Linked DNA regions of Homo sapiens: all the other regions are linked to region 1. A link is a loop called in an ENCODE intact Hi-C map of the cell type or tissue named here. Cell type or tissue: PC-9. All regions are shown on one strand. Region 1 has its middle 11 kb from the start of CEP20. Region 2 overlaps ABCC1 (ATP binding cassette subfamily C member 1 (ABCC1 blood group)). Region 3 overlaps ABCC1 (ATP binding cassette subfamily C member 1 (ABCC1 blood group)).

Evidence for each region. A loop is a pair of places that touch in the nucleus more often than their neighbours do. Peaks named below come from ENCODE experiments on the same cell type or tissue, not always from the same donor. Only the 100,000 strongest peaks of a DNase experiment are listed, where the experiment ranks them.
Region 2: a loop joins it to region 1, with 5 times the contacts of the local background. A loop is called at or near these places in 2 of 110 quality-filtered maps.
Region 3: a loop joins it to region 1, with 7 times the contacts of the local background. A loop is called at or near these places in 10 of 110 quality-filtered maps.

What each region holds. Positions count from the first base shown.
Region 1 is chr16:15,896,759-15,901,758 of GRCh38, forward strand. No RefSeq gene overlaps it. Among named protein-coding and RNA genes, the nearest start is that of CEP20, 11 kb to the left of the region's middle. RefSeq lists an enhancer at 2,480-3,679. In PC-9, no CTCF peak of the experiment used is centred here; DNase peaks (open chromatin) are centred at 3,043 and 4,558; H3K4me3 peaks cover 1,106 bases; H3K27ac peaks cover 4,479 bases.
Region 2 is chr16:16,072,690-16,077,689 of GRCh38, forward strand. It overlaps ABCC1 (ATP binding cassette subfamily C member 1 (ABCC1 blood group)), which reads left to right. Exons shown (of 31, transcript NM_004996.4): 15 at 3,637-3,712. Among named protein-coding and RNA genes, the nearest start is that of ABCC1, 130 kb to the left of the region's middle. RefSeq lists enhancers at 2,055-2,772, 2,773-3,489. In PC-9, no CTCF peak of the experiment used is centred here; a DNase peak (open chromatin) is centred at 1,982; H3K27ac peaks cover 2,589 bases.
Region 3 is chr16:15,996,290-16,001,289 of GRCh38, forward strand. The region is part of intron 1 of ABCC1 (ATP binding cassette subfamily C member 1 (ABCC1 blood group)); the gene reads left to right. Among named protein-coding and RNA genes, the nearest start is that of ABCC1, 49 kb to the left of the region's middle. In PC-9, a CTCF peak has its summit at 393; DNase peaks (open chromatin) are centred at 582 and 2,352; H3K27ac peaks cover 2,672 bases.

The sequences.
Region 1 (5,000 bases):
AGTCCTTTTGACCCTTCAGGCACCCACACAATTGTGGAAATGTGGCTGGACCAACAAATAGTGGGAGTGAGTGGTAATCCATGTGTGACATGCGAGAGGTGCACATTTTTTTCTCTCTCTCTTTTTTTTTTCCATAGAAATATAAAATGTTTGTAGAAATGTAAAATCTTTTGTTTTTCTTTTTTTTTATTTTTCCAGACAGGGGTTAACTCTGTCACCCAAGTTGGGCTGCAGTGGTGCAGTCACAGCTCACTGCAGCCTCAACATCCCAGTCTAAGGGATCCTCCCACCTCAGCCTCCTGAGTAGCTGGGACTACAGGTGTGTGTCATCACACCTGGCTACTTCTTTTATTTTCTGTAGAAGCAGAGTCTCGCTATGTTGCCCAGGCTAGTCTTAAACTCCTGGTCTCAAACAAATTCTCCCACCTCAGCCTCCCAAAGTGCTGGGATTACAGGCATGAGGCACTATGCCCAGCCTGTAATCTTATTAGCACACAGCCATGCCCCCCACTTTTTTTTTTTTTATTTTTGAGAGAGGTTCTCACTCTCACCCAGGCTGGAGTGCAGTGGCATGATAAGGGGTCACTGCAGCTTCAACCTCCCCTGGCTCAGGCAATCCTCCCATCTCATCCTCCCAAGTAGCTGGGACTACTTGTGCATGCCACCATGCCCAGCTAATTTTTTGTATTTTTTGTAGAGATAGGGTTTCGCCATGTTGCTCAGACTGGTCTTGAACTCCTAGATTCAAGCATTCTGCCCACCTCAGCCTCCCAAAGTGCTGGGATTAATTACAGGCGTGAGCCACCGCATCTGGCCGCCTGCCTGTTTCTTAATGCATTGTCTATGGGCGCTTTTACACGGCAACAGAGGAATTGAGAAGCTGCAACAGAACTCACTTAAAATATTTTACCCGGCACTTGAAGAAAACATTTGTCCACTCTTGAATTCTTTTTCATACTTTTTCTAGGCCACAGGTATATTATTAACAGATTAACCATTATTTTTTTTTTCAGCTATAGCCAATAATAATAAAAAAGAGCAACTCACATTGATGGTGCCCTTATTGTGTGTGTGTCGTTTCATGGCATCCTGAAGACAGCTGAGAGACAGATGTGATCATGCCTGTTTTACAGATGGAAACTGAGGTTTGGAGGGTTGAAGTTGCTTCTGAGTAAATGGCTGAGTCAGTGCAACTTGACCCCAGTTCTGCTCCACTCACCCAACGTTGCTCAGCCGTTTTCGGTTGTTTCAGTTTCACTGCAGACACTTCTCTGTTCTCCCCCTGCCCTCCTTCTCTCCCCCAAACTCTCTCTCTTCCTTCTCCTCCTTTCTCTTCTTCTGCTCCCCAATCCCCCTCCTCCTCTTTCATCTTCTTCCTCCTCCTCCTTCCTCCTCCCAGCCCTCCTCCTCCTCCTCAACCTCCTCCCCTTCTATCTCCTCCCCCTCCTCCTCTTTCTTCTCCCTCGCCCTCCTCTCTTCTTTTCTCTCCCCCAACCCCCTCTCTACTGGGCCTTTGCATGTGCCCATCCCCCAGCCTGGAAACTTCCTCCTGTTCTGGTTAATTTCTGCTCATTCTCCAGGTCTCAGTCTACCTTTTTGTTGTCGTTGTTGTTGTTGTTGAGACGGAGTCTCGTTCTGTTGCCCAGGCTGGAGTGCAGTGGTGCGATCTCGGCTCACCGCAAGCCCCGCCTCCCAGGTTCACGCCATTCTCCTGCCTCAGCCTCCCGAGTAGCTGGGACTACAGGTGTGCGCCACTGCACCTGGCTAATTTTTCGTATTTTTAGTAGAGATGCGGTTTCACCATGTTGGCCAGGCTGGTCTCAAACTCCTGGGCTCAAGCGATCCACTTGCCTCAGCCTCCCAAAGTGCTGGGATTACAGGCATGAGCCACCGTGCCTGGTCTCCAGGTCTGTTTAAATGTCATTTCTTCCTAAAGCTTTCCTGGCTAATTCGATTCTTCTTCTCAAATGTATCTTGGGGGGTGAAAGGTCTGAGAAGAGGGAGGGGCATAGAGATAAAGGAAGCTTCCAACAGAGGTGCATCACCAATGCCCTTCTCCCAGGTCCGAGGTCATACCCCTGGCTCGAGGGGAGGCGGCTTCCGATGCCTGGTCCATGCTGGGGTATCAAGTTCCAGCCCTCTCACCCCAGTTTGGGACAATTCTGTAGGACCGCCTCACTGGCAGAGCTTGCTGAGGGAGTAAGCTGAGGCCTTTGTAGGCCACAAGGTTGAGACCAGCCTGAGCATCATAGTAGGGCCTTGTTTCTATGAAAACATTTTTTTAAAAAATGAAACTTCCCACATGACAATTTTTTTTTTTGAGACGGAGTCTCACTCTGTCACCCAGGCTGGAGTGCAATGGTGCGATCTCAGCTCACTGCCACTTCCGCCTCCCAGGTTCAAGTGATTCTCATCTCAGCCTCTCAAGTAGCTGAGATTACAGGTGCCCACCACCACACCTGGCTAATTTTTATATATTTTAGTAGAGATGGGGTCTCGCCATGTTGGCCAGGCTGGTCTTGAACTCCTGACTTCAAGTGATCCGCTCATCTCTGCCTCCCAAAGTGCTGGGATTACAGCCATGAGCCACAGCGCCCGGCTTCCCCATGACAATTTTAAACATGAGAACTATGTATATGCCACAGTCTGGAACTTGGGATCTCAAATAATCTTGGATTCCTTGTTCTCAGTCCCCATACAGAAGGGAGGAGGGCTGGCCTTTGGACTCCCCCAAATCTGGGTTCGAATCCCAGCTCCACCACTGCAAGTCTGGTTGCTCTGGACCAGTTACTTAACGTTCTCTAAATGTCAGTTACATCCGTGAGATAAGCTACCTCGCGGGACTTCATTCAGTCCTTCTTCAAATATCTGTAGAATATTTGTAGGCTGAGGCCTTTGCTGGGACCGTGGAGAAGCCCAACTTCCTCCTCCCTTTCCCCCACTTCCTAGGCTTTGATCCAGCCCTGGAGCCTTGATCGAATTGATCTCTCTTTCAAGTCTTCCAGGGAGGCTGTGACTCAATCCTAGAAACCAGGGGCAGGTCCAGGCTGCCTGTGGTCTACTTGCTCCACTTCCTCAGGTGCTCAAGGGTGACTCATCACTCAGTAAGTTCAGAGCAGAGGGCGTTCTCCTCAATGTGTGCCAGGAGCACAGCAGGAATGTAGGCACCCTCAGAGCTCCCCAGAATTCCCTAACCCTGGACCACACTGTGGCATTGCAGCCTATGTGGGGCTGAGGCTCTGTTTCACATTGGGTGCCCAATGGACTGCTTTACAGGACAGATGCCTTGTTATCCTGCTCTGCTCCGGTAGAACAAATATTTGTAGAAGGACCGAATGAAGTCCTGCAAGGTAGCTCATCTCACAGACGAAACTGATGTTTAGAGAACATTAAATAACTGGCCCAGAGCAACCAGACTTAAAGTGGTGGAGCTGGGATTCAAACCCAGATTTGGGGGAGTCCAAAGGCCAGCCCTCCTCCCTTCTGTATGGGGACTGAGAACACGGAATCCATGACCATTTGAGATCCCAAGTTCCAGACTGTGGCATGTACATAGTTCTCATGATTAAAATTGTCACGTGAGAAGTTTCATTAAAATTTTTTTTTTTTTTTTTTTTTTTTGTAGAGACAAGGTCTCACTATGTTGTCCAGGCTGGTCTCAAGCTCCTGACCTCAAGCGATCCTCCTGCCTCAGCCTACCAAATTGTTGGGATTGTAGGTGTGAACCACTGCACTCTGCCCAGAGGTTTCAAAGTGAACTTTTTTTCTTTAATCAAGATGGGGTCTCACTATGTTGCCCAGACTGGTCTCAAACTCCTGAGCTCAAGCGATCCTCCCGCCTTGGCATCCCAAATTGCTGGGCTTACAGGCATGAGCCACTGCACCTGGCCTCAAAGTGGAATGTTTTTAGTGGGGGGAAGGTGCTGGATATTACTGTCAGTCCTTTAGAGGAAGTAAAATAAATCCTACAGGTACATTGACATTCTCAGGTCACTTTCAGAGGGATGAGCAATAAATTCATTCAATGCCTTCTTTACTAAAAGCATTAGAGATAAAGAAATTCTGGAAGTAAATCTTGCTGAAATGCATTTTGTCAGGGGAACTCAGTTGAACAAAAACTAAAGGTTGAGTTCAGAAAAGGTAAATGTCTTTTACCAAGATTTAGTTCTTTTCTTCCAGGTAGATATGCCTTTTCTTAGGATCTGGAGTGAGAGGCTGTTGGAAAATAAGGGTTGGGGAAAGCCACAGATGGAATTTTACAAATTGGAGACAGCTACTTAATAGAAACGGCATCTCATCAGACAAGTCAAGGCAACTGTTGAAAATATGACATGTCTCTCTATCAGCCATTCATGGCCCAGGACACTATGGCAACCAAATCCAAACTGCTGGTTCAAAGAGATTAGTCTGAATCCCAAAAGAATCCTAATTCTCTCCTGATTTATTAAGGAAGAAAACAACAACCGCCTTTATTTGCAATATTATTGCATTGCATGCAATCCTAGGAAAAGGTGTGGCTGTTATTTTTGAAGAAGTACTCACCCTATACTAGATACAGTATGAAACATTATTCATGCGTCATTGCATTTATTTCTCACGTGATCTCAAGAGGTAGATGCTACTGTCATCCTGATTTTAAGATGAAGAAAGCAAGCCTTAGGGAGTTAAAGGGAACTGCCCAAGGTCAAACAGCTGGAAAGAGACTTGGCCAGACGCAAAAACAGTCTGATGCCCGGTTCAAGGTCCTTTAGTTTCATCTGTCCAGTAAGTAGACAGAGTATTTGATACTTGGGCTGGACTAGACAAATCTATGATGTGTAATTGTTCTGTGAACTCACAGATCCTAGCGTGAAGAGTTTTTTGTTTTGTTTTGTTTTGGTTTTTTTAGATGCAGTTTCGCTCTTCTTGCCTACGCTGGAGTGCAATGGCGTGATCTTGGCTCACTGCAACCTCCACCTTCCGGGTACAAGTGATTCTCCTGCCTCAGCCTCCTGAGTAGC
Region 2 (5,000 bases), 180 kb after region 1:
CCCAGCCCATCCCCCTGAGCCAGGGATGTTGTTTGTAACCATCTCTCTAGGCACTTAATAATAAATATTAGGCCGGGCACAGTGGCTCACGCCTGTAATCCCAGCACTTTGGGGAGCTGAGGCAGGTGGATCACTTGAGGTCAGGAGTTCGAGATCAGCCTGGCCAACAAGGTGAAACCCCGTCTCTACTGAAAATACAAAAATTAGCTGGACATGGTGTTGGGCACCTGTAATCCCAACTACTCGGGAGGCTGAGGCAGGAGAATCACTTGAACCCAGGAGGCGGAGGTTGCAGTGAGCCAAGATCGCGCCACTGCACTCCAGCCAGGGCAAAGAGTGAGACTTCATCTCAAAAAAAAAAAAAAAAATAATAATAATAAATATTAATGGCACTAAGTGCAGTGACACGTTCACTTATAAAGCCTCTGTCATGCACATGCCATTCCAAGGATGTCAATGTCCCAACTTGTCCATTACTCACCATGGTACCCCTGGAGGAGGGTGATGGAAACCCCCATTTTCCAGATGAAGAAACTGGTCTCTGAAACTTGCCTGAGATTGCACAGCTGATCAAAAGAAGAACCAGCATTCACACCCACAGCCCATCGGTAGAGTCCATGCTCTTCCTGGCCATAGGGTGTTGCCTCACTGAGATTTACTGAGCACCTACTATGTGCCAAGCATTGTGAGAAGTGCTCTGTGTGCACTGCCTCATAGACACCCCATCACAGCCCTCTGAAGTTGATTGCATGATTGTCAGCCTTATTTTACAGATGAAAAAGTGAGGCACAGGCTGGGTGCAGTGGCTCCTACCTATAATCCTAGTACTTTGGGAGGCCAAGGCTGGAGGATTGCTTGAGGCCAGGAGTTTGAGACCACCTTGGGTAATGTAGTGAGACCTCGTCTCTACAAAAATTAAATTCACCAGGCATGGTGGTGCACCTGTAGTCCTAGTTACTTGAGAGGCTGAGGCAGGAGGATTGGCTGAGCCCGGGAGTTCAAGGCTATAGTGAGCTATGATCATGCCACTGTACTCCAGCCTGGGTGTCAGAGTGAGACCCTGTCTCAAAAAACAAACAAACAAAGGCACAGAGAAGTTAACTAACTTGCCTGTGGCTACCCAGGTACGAAGTGGTAGCCCCAGGATTCAAACCCATACAGTCTGGCTCCAGAGTCCAATGTCAGAAGATTGAATGTGTGTAAACGTCGGTTATACCGCGTGAGCTGTGTCTGGCACCTCGCAGGCGCTCAGGTATCTTTAGTGGCACCTAAAACGTTTGACACGTTTGACACAGCACCTGGTGCATAGAAGATGATAAACAGATCCTGGGAGTTGTCACTTCTCTGGTCTGAGCGAGATGGTCTCAGCATCTTCAGCTCAGCCCCCTGGTGTGGGGTTTTTTATCCTGGGCGCTACTGACATCTGGAGACACATTGTTCTTTGTGGTTGGGGACTGTCCTGTGCACTGTGGGATGTTGAGCAGCAACCCTGGACTCTACCCATTAGATACAGTAGTATCCATCCCAATTTTGGCAACCAAAAATGGCTCCAGACATTGCCAGATGTGCCTTGAGGGACACAGTTACCTCCAGTTGAGAACCGTGGCCCAAGTGGATGCTGGACTCTTCCTCCCAACACTCCTGGGCTGTGGTCATCTGGTTTCTGCTGTCCCAGTGTCCCACATCCCCTCACATCATAAGGCAATGATTCCATCTACTCTGGGGTCAAATTTCTCTGCTAACCACAGGCTGAAATTTGAGGTGGCCGGCGGTGGGTGGGGGGTGGTTTCTTGGTACTGAAGTTGTTCACAGCTCAATGCAAGCATCAGGAAACCCCTAGGCCCCTGGGTGCCGCCCGCACCCCAGCCCCTCCTTCCTGCCCTAATAGTGGCCTCCTAGGTGGTTGGACTTCCTGGAATGTTTAGCACGCTCTAGCCAGTGGGGGCCCCCTTGGCTGCTCCCAGCTCCCAAGCTAACCGTTCTCTGCAACCTCTCTGTCTCCAGTGGCTTTTCTTAAATTCCTTAAATAGCAACTCCCAGTTTCCTCATTCCACGTCCACTCGTAGAAGAGCTGAGGGAGAAAGTTAATCTAGGTTAACCAGCACCTTCCTCTCTCTCTAGGTTTTTTGTTTTTTTGATGCATGGAGGAAGTTATTTCTTCATTTGACAACTTAAACAAAAAATACTCCTGTATTATCTCCAGATGGTCTTAAGGTGGCTCATAATTCAGAGAGCTGCTTTTCTGTTTTTTCTTTTTCTTTTTTTTTTTTTTTTTGAGACAGAGTTTCACTCTGTTGCCCAGGCTGGAGTGCAATGGCACGATCTTGGCTCTCTGCGACCTCTGCCTTGGTTTCAAGCGATTCTCATGTCTCAGACTCCCGAGTAGCTGGGACTACAGGCATGCGCTACCACACCTGGCTAATGTTTGTATTTTTAGTAGAGATGGGGTTTCACCACGTTGGCCAGGCTGGTCTCGAACTCCTGACATCAGGTGATCTGCCCGCCTCGGTCTCCCGAAGTGTTGGGATTACAGGCATGAGCCCCTGCGACTGGCCTGCTTTTGTTTTAAGTGAGAGACATGAAGTAAAAGGAAAATAACAGGAAGAAGAGTAAAAGAAGACAGAGGTGCTAGGAGCTTTAGAAGTGTGGAGCTGGCCGGGCATGGTGTCTCATGCCTGTAATCCCGGCACTTTGGAAGGCCGAGGCAAGCAGATCACTTGAGGCCAAGAGTTCGAGACCAGGCTGAGCAACATGTCAAGACCCCACCTCTACAAAAAATACAAAAAAAAAATTAGCTGGGTGTGATGGTGCACATCCTGTAGTCCCAGTTGCTCAGGAGGCTGAAGTGGGAGAATCGCCTGCGCCTGGGAGATGGAGGTTGCAGTAGGCCGAGATCGCACCACTGCGCTCCAGCCTGGGTGCAGAAGCCAGATCCTGTCTCAGGAGAAGACAGAAACATGGAACCAGTTAACGTGGGCTTTGTCTCCGACACTCTCCCCTTCCCTGTGCCCTCGTACCACACTTCCTGTTCCGTATCCTCTTTTTTTGAGTTTATCGTGATGGATGTTTTAGAAAGATCCACCTGCTGTGATGTGCTGTGTGTAGAGTGGTGTGGCTGGGGGAGGAAGACAGAGGACCTGGGGAGAAGGGTGAACGACCTCCCTTTGCACCTCAAGGAGGGCCCAGCGGTCTGATGCTGGCCACCCCAGTGGAGAGAGGTTTGCATGTGGACGCCAGCTGTTTCCCACTGACCTTGGCCACTGCTCGGCCCTCCCAGCTGGAGCTGCCCCGAACCTGCCTGAGAAGGGCCAGGGCATCGAGAGCATTGAGTAATTCTCATGCGGCCCCCGCCTCTGCAGTCATCTCCCAAGATGATCGTCCAGATGGCGCAACCCCATCTTACAAGGACAAAGCTGCTTGCAGTTTCCTTCTGCTTTCTGGGTCTGGGGCTGCCTCCAGAACTGCAGGTTGAGTTTCTTCTTTCAGAACCCGTGGCTGATGTCACCAGATAATAATGCCTAGCGCCATTCGTGCCAAGCGTCTGGGGTTGAACCATTCAAGCAGAGAAAGAGAGTGTTCTGTGCATGTGGAGTCGCACAGCTCAGCCTGTCCCTGACATGTCTCTGTGCTTTGTAGGCGGGGGCACGAACAGCATCACCGTGAGGAATGCCACATTCACCTGGGCCAGGAGCGACCCTCCCACACTGAATGGGTAAGCCGGGACGTGGACACACGTGATGGTGTGGAGAGAGCCACAGGGCTTTTGTTAAACGTGGATTCGAATTCCCACCGTGCTCCCTCTCTGTGACCTTGAACAACTCACTTTGCCTTTCTAAGACTTAGCTTACCCATCTGGACAATGGGTGCAGATACACCTGCTTAGGCTGTCGTGAGAAGCAGACACACATGCCTAGCACAGAGGGTTCCCTGGGATTGTAAGTTACAGCAGCCTTGGACAGCTAGACTTAGACAATACAGGAGATTCTTGGCTTGCGTAACTGGGAAGTTCTACTTTCAGGTGCGGTGTGATCCAGGGACTCTGCCGTCAGAACTTTCTTCATATTTTCTGTGTTTCACTTTCTCCTGGTCTGCTTTATCCTCACGCATCCTCTCCCCTTGTGATGGTAAATGGTCCCAACAGCTCCCACTGTGTATCCCACTGTTAGGAGAACTGCCTGCTTCTTATTGACCCAGATTGGGTCCTGTGCCCTCTGTGAGGCAATCGCTATGCCTTCAGACACTGAGTGTGCTGATTGGCCAGTCTCAGTCAGGGGCTGTGATGCTGCTGAACTCCAGTGCCCCTCAGCTGCCCAGCTCACCCTTTCTTGCCAGCTTTCTATCTGGCACCCCACACCCTACAGTCCTTACCTTTCCAAAGCACATGATGTCTAGGAAATTGACCTTATCCCCAGGCAACTTGTCAAGCACCTCTCATTTTGTTCTGACCAGAGGCCTTGATCAACAGCTTTTTAGGCCCCCTTAAGGAATCCGCAAAACACAGGGGTGATGGGACCCTTTTAGAGGTTTAGCTCATGCCTGGGTAGCCAAATCACTGCTGTATTTTATGATGAAGGAGAGAAACTCTCCAGAGAAAACAATCTGTAGAAGGCCTGCATTGAAAATTCATGGGGGTACTGCATGCTTAGGAAGTTCTTCCTTATGTCTAACTTAAATCCTGCCTGCTTCAATTGTAGCTGTTCTGTCTTGTTGAGCTGCACAACTAATCTGTATCTGTGTCCCTTTCCTGACCCAGTGGTTTTCCTGTTCAGTTACCTTCCCCCCATGAGCCCCCAGAACCTTTCTCTAACCCTTTTCTCTCATCAGCCTGTAAGAATATTTCAGTCTCACGTGGACAGTGGCAGGTACTGTCTCACGTGGACAGTGGCAGGTATTGTCTCACTGGGCTTCCTGCCCACTCAGGCCCCATAATCCTTTCCCCTCCCAGCACAGGAACAAAAAGCCTGATGAGTGTCACCATGCAGCAGTGTCATAAGAATGAA
Region 3 (5,000 bases), 100 kb after region 1:
TTTTTAAATTTTTTTGTAGAGATACAGTCTCACTGTGTTGCCCAAGCTGATCTGAAATTCCTGGCCTCAAACTATCCTCCTGCCTCTGCCTCTTCAAGTGCTGGGAAATATAGGCATGAGCCACTGCACCCAGCTGGTTGTGAGTTATTGAGATGGTTGAATTGGGAGTGGATGCTCAGGCCTCAGTGGAACTTGTGGTACACAGTATGTCCTCATTACCTCCCATCAGTGGCAGTTGAGATTCATAATCACTTTTTCTGCCTGTTGTCTGCCCCATCCTCTCTGTGGCCTTCCCTCCTGTCCTGGAGTTGGCTGGCTGGGTCCCTGGCAGGGCTGCATGCGTTATCCCTGCAGGCCTGCTTGCCTTATCCCTGCAGGCCCTGGTGGAGCATCTGTGCAGAACCTGTGCCATCCAGATGGGAGCAGTAAGGGTGTAGGGCAAAGTTAGTGAGCTGCCCGGTGCACGAGGACTTCCATGATAATCAGGGCTGAACCAGGAAGGCAGGTCAAGGCCAGGGTCATGTACAGAAAGGAGGTCAGCACCAGGATCTTGTATGGGAAGACTTAGATCAATGCCTAGTGCCTTAGTCATCATCATTCAGCCCAGAAAACATGACGCTATGCAACAGGAATTTTATGAACACACAAAGGTCAGGGGCCACTCGGACTTGGACGGGGTCCCCAACTCTTTGAGTGTCAGGGCTGAGGGCATGGAGACACAACTTGATCAAGCTGGTGAAGTGTCCAGCAAGGAGAAGCCTCTGTTGGAGGGAGCCGGGAGCTGGGGAGGACATGCGCTTTCTCTTTTTTTTTTTTTTTTGAGACGGAGTCTCGCTCTATCGCCCAGGCTGGAGTGCAGTGGTGCAATCTCGGCTCACTGCAACCTCTGCCTCCTGGGTTCAAGCGATTCTCCTGTCTCAGCCTCTCACGTAGCCGGGACTCAGGCCTGTGCCACCACGCCTGGTGAATTTTTTTGTATTTTTAGTAGAGACGGGGTTTCACCATGTTAGCCAGGATGGTCTTGATCTCCTGACCTCGTGATCCACCTGCCTTGGCCTCTGAAAGTGCTAGGATTATAGGCGTGAGCCACCGCGCCCAGCCGACTTGCGCTTTCTCTGTAAAGATTTCTGTGGGCCAGGTTCCCCAAAGGGCAGGCCCTGGGCCAGTGCAGTGACCGGTGACCGTGTTCAGGACTCATCTCTTGTGGCTGAATTGTGTGTCTGGAGAGTTGGGTCCTTCTGATTCTGCTCAGAGCGTGGTGGGCCTGGCTGGATTTCCCTAGATTAGGAAGCAGCCTCGGGTAGCTGTGATTCTTTGAGTTGGGAACAGCAAGTGGCCTGCAGACTGCCAGGGAATCGTCCCTTCCTTGAGCCTTTAGGTATTGCCCATTATTCACCGTTTTTCCCAGAAGCCTCCAGTAGTGAGAGTCGCACTTCTTACCTCCTGGAGTTGTTAAAGTAAAGAAGGACACATTAGGGTCCCTGCCGGTAAGGAACATCCAGGAGGCCTCGATACCTTTTTTTTTTTTTTTTTTTTTTCCCTGAGACAGAGTCTCGCTCTGTCACCCAGGCTGGAGGACAATGACCTGATCTCTGCTCACTGCAACCTCCACCTCCTGGGTTTAAGCGATTCTTGTGCCTCAGCTGCCCGACTAGCTGGGATTACAGGCATTTGCCACCATGGCTGGCTAATGTATTTTTTTTTTCTTTTTCAGTAGAGATGGGGTTTCACTATGTTGGCCAGGCTGGTCTTGAACTCCTGGCCTCAAGTGATCTGCCCTCCTCAGCCTCCCAAAGTGCTGGGATTTCAGGTGTGACCCACTGCGCCCAGTCCCGATACTTTGTTTCTTTGAGACAGTCTCTTACTCTGTCACCCAGGCTGGAGTGCCTGGGTGGGACGATCAAAGCTCACTGCAGCCTCAAGCCCCTAGGCTCAAAAGATCCTCCCACTTCAGCCTTCTGAGTAGGTGGGACTACAGGCCTGCACTACCACGCCTGGATAATTTTTAAATTTTTTTGGTGAAGACAGGGTCTTACTTTGTTGCCCAGGCTTTTCTTGAACTCCTGAGCTCAAGCAATCCTCCCGCCTCAGCCTCCCAAAGTGCTGGGTTTACAGGCGTGAGCCACTGTGCCCGGTCCTCAGATGATCTTAGCTTTGTGACCTATGCTGTTGGCCGCTGTAGGGGCTGTGATGGAGGTGATGTGGGGGTGGATGGCAGGGGTGACCCGTGTTGGCTGCTTTCTGTAACAGTCATAGTTCATGGTCAGAGTCAGATTTCCTCTCGTCATGCCTTCCTTCCCTTCCTTCTGCTCCCTCCCACAGCCGCCCTTTGGGTCTGGGCTGGCCATCTGGCTCTGAGCAGGAAGCTAGCCTGTGCTCTTCAATTTGCTTTCTGCAGGGGAAACACCTTCCTTTGCTCAGCGTTTCCTGACCTCTCCTTCCCTGGAGTTCCGGTGTCCTTAAATGCTCTCTGGTTTCTTCTGTAGCTTACTTTCTTGCTTGAAAGGACAACTTTTCTTTGTCCTTTAGACTTCTTATCTCTGGGCAATACAGTGGTGGTGGCAGTGGTGATTATTATCAACTATTAGTATCTGCTACTACGGTTTATTGTCTCTAGACTGTATCAGCACCTGTCACACATTGTCCCATTGAATCCTCTCCAGAACTCTTCCAAATGATGTGTTTTCCTGACTTTTAAAAAAATTAAAAAAAAATTTTTATATTTTTTTGAGACGGAGTCTCGCTCTGTCTCCCAGGCTGGAGTGCAGTGCTGCGATCTCGGCTCACTGCAAGCTCTGCCTTCTGGGTTCATGCCATTCTCCTGCCTCAACCTCCTGAGTAGCTGGGACTACAGGTGCCCGCCACCACACCTGGCTAATTTGTTTTTTAATATTTTTAGTAGAGACAGGGTTTCACCGTGTTAGCCAGGATGGTCTCCATCTCCTAACCTCATGATTCTCCCACCTTGGCCTCCCGAAGTGCTGGGTTTACAGGCGTGAGCCACTGTGCCCAGCCAAAAAAATTTTTTTAAAGAAATGGGGTCTCGCTGGGTGCGATGGCTCACGCCTGTAGTCCCAGCACTTTGGGAGGCTGAGGTGGGCGGATCACCTGAGGTTGGGAGTTCCAGGACAGCCTGACCAACATGGAGAAACCCCATCTCTACTAAAAATACGAGATTAGCCAGGCGTGGTGGCAGGCGCCTATAGTCCCAGCTACTCGGGAAGCTGAGGCAGGAGACTCGTTTGAACCCGGGAGGCAGAGATTGCGGTGAGCTGAAATCTCTCCATTGCACTCCAGCCTGGGCAACAAGAGTGAAACTCCGTCTCAAAAGAAAAAAAAAATAGAAAAAGAAAAATAAAAGAAATGGGGTCTCACTGTGTTGCCCAGGCTGGTCTAGAATTCCTGGGCTCCAGCTGTCCTCCCATTTCGGTCTCCCAAATTGCTGGGATTAAATGTGTGAGCCTCTGTGCCCGGCCTCTTTCTCTCTCTCTCTCTCTCTCTCTCTCTCTCTCTCTCTCTCCTCTCTCTCTCTCTCTCTCTCTCTGTCTCTTTCTTTCTTTCTTTCTTTCTTTCTTTCTTTCTTTCAGCCTGAGTCTCGCTTTGTCGCCAGGCTGGAGTGCAGTGGCACGATCTGGGCTCACTGCAACCTCTGCTTCCCAGGTTCAAGTGATTCTTCTGCCTCAGCCTCCCGAGTAGCTGGGACTACAGGTGCATGCCACCATGCCTGGCTAATTTTTGTATTTTTAGTACAGACGGAGTTTCACCATATTAGCCAGGATGGTCTTGAACTCCTGATCTCATGATCTGCCCGCCTCGGTCTCCCAAAGTGTTGGGATTACAGGCGTGAGCCACCGCTCCTGGCCTTCCTTTTTTTTGAAGCAGGTTCTCACTCTGTTGCCCAGGTTGGAGTGCAATGGTGTGATTATGTCTCACTGCAGTGTCTACCTTCCAAGGCTCAGGTGATCTCCTGCTTCAGCCCACTGAGTAGCTGGGATTATAGGCGAGTTCACCATGCCTGGCTAATTTTTGTGTTTCTAGTAGAGACGGGTTTCACCATGTTGTCCAGGCTGGTTTTGAACTCCTGGGCTCAAGTGATCCACCCGTGTCGGCCTCCCAAAGTGCCGGGATTACAGGCATGAGCCACCGTGTCCAGCTTTTCTGACTCTTTTTACTTATCAGGAGACTGAAGCTTGGAGAAATTAAGTGACTTGCCCAAGTTCACATGGGGTTAAGGCCTGAATTTGAATCTACATCTGCTCAATTAGGAAGTGAGTGGTCATAGCTAGTCTCTACCTGGATGGATTGTTGTTTAATTGTTAAATTTTTTCAAAATAATTTTAAATTATTTTATTAAAAAAGAGGGTATCATTATGTTTCCCAGGCTGGTCTTGAACTCCTGGGCTCAAGTGATCCTCCTGCCTTGGCCTCCCAAAATGCTGAGGTTACAAGTGCAAACTACTGTGCCTAGCCAGATTATTACTTAACAACCAAAACAAAGGAGGAAATTGACGGTGGACAAGTAAGAAGATCATTGCAAAGGTTGGGGGCAGGTTGTTTGGGGAGTGTGGAGGAAGCTTTTTAAATGAGGTACCTGAGTTGGATTTTGAAGGATGAATAGGAGTTTGTTAGGACAGAAAGACATTGCAGAGAGAGGATCTAGCAAGAGGTGACTGAAGAAACCATTTATTTGACCAGCAGTTGGGGAATGCCTTGAAGGCAGGAACCACAGCCTTTCAGAATCTCCAGTGCCTGCAACAGTGTCTAGAACATTATCTGACAACAAGCTTGGTAAATACTTCTTTAAGTAAATGCCTGAGTAAGGCACATTTGGGGAACAGGGTGGGAGAAATTGTAGGAGAAGTAGATGGGACTTGAATGTAGAAGGAAGGCCTCATGGATCACTGCAAGGGTTGGTTATTTTTTTTTATTTTTTATGTTTTGAGATGGAGTCTCGCTTTGTCGCCCAGGCTGGAGTGCAGTGGCGCGATCTCGGCTCACTG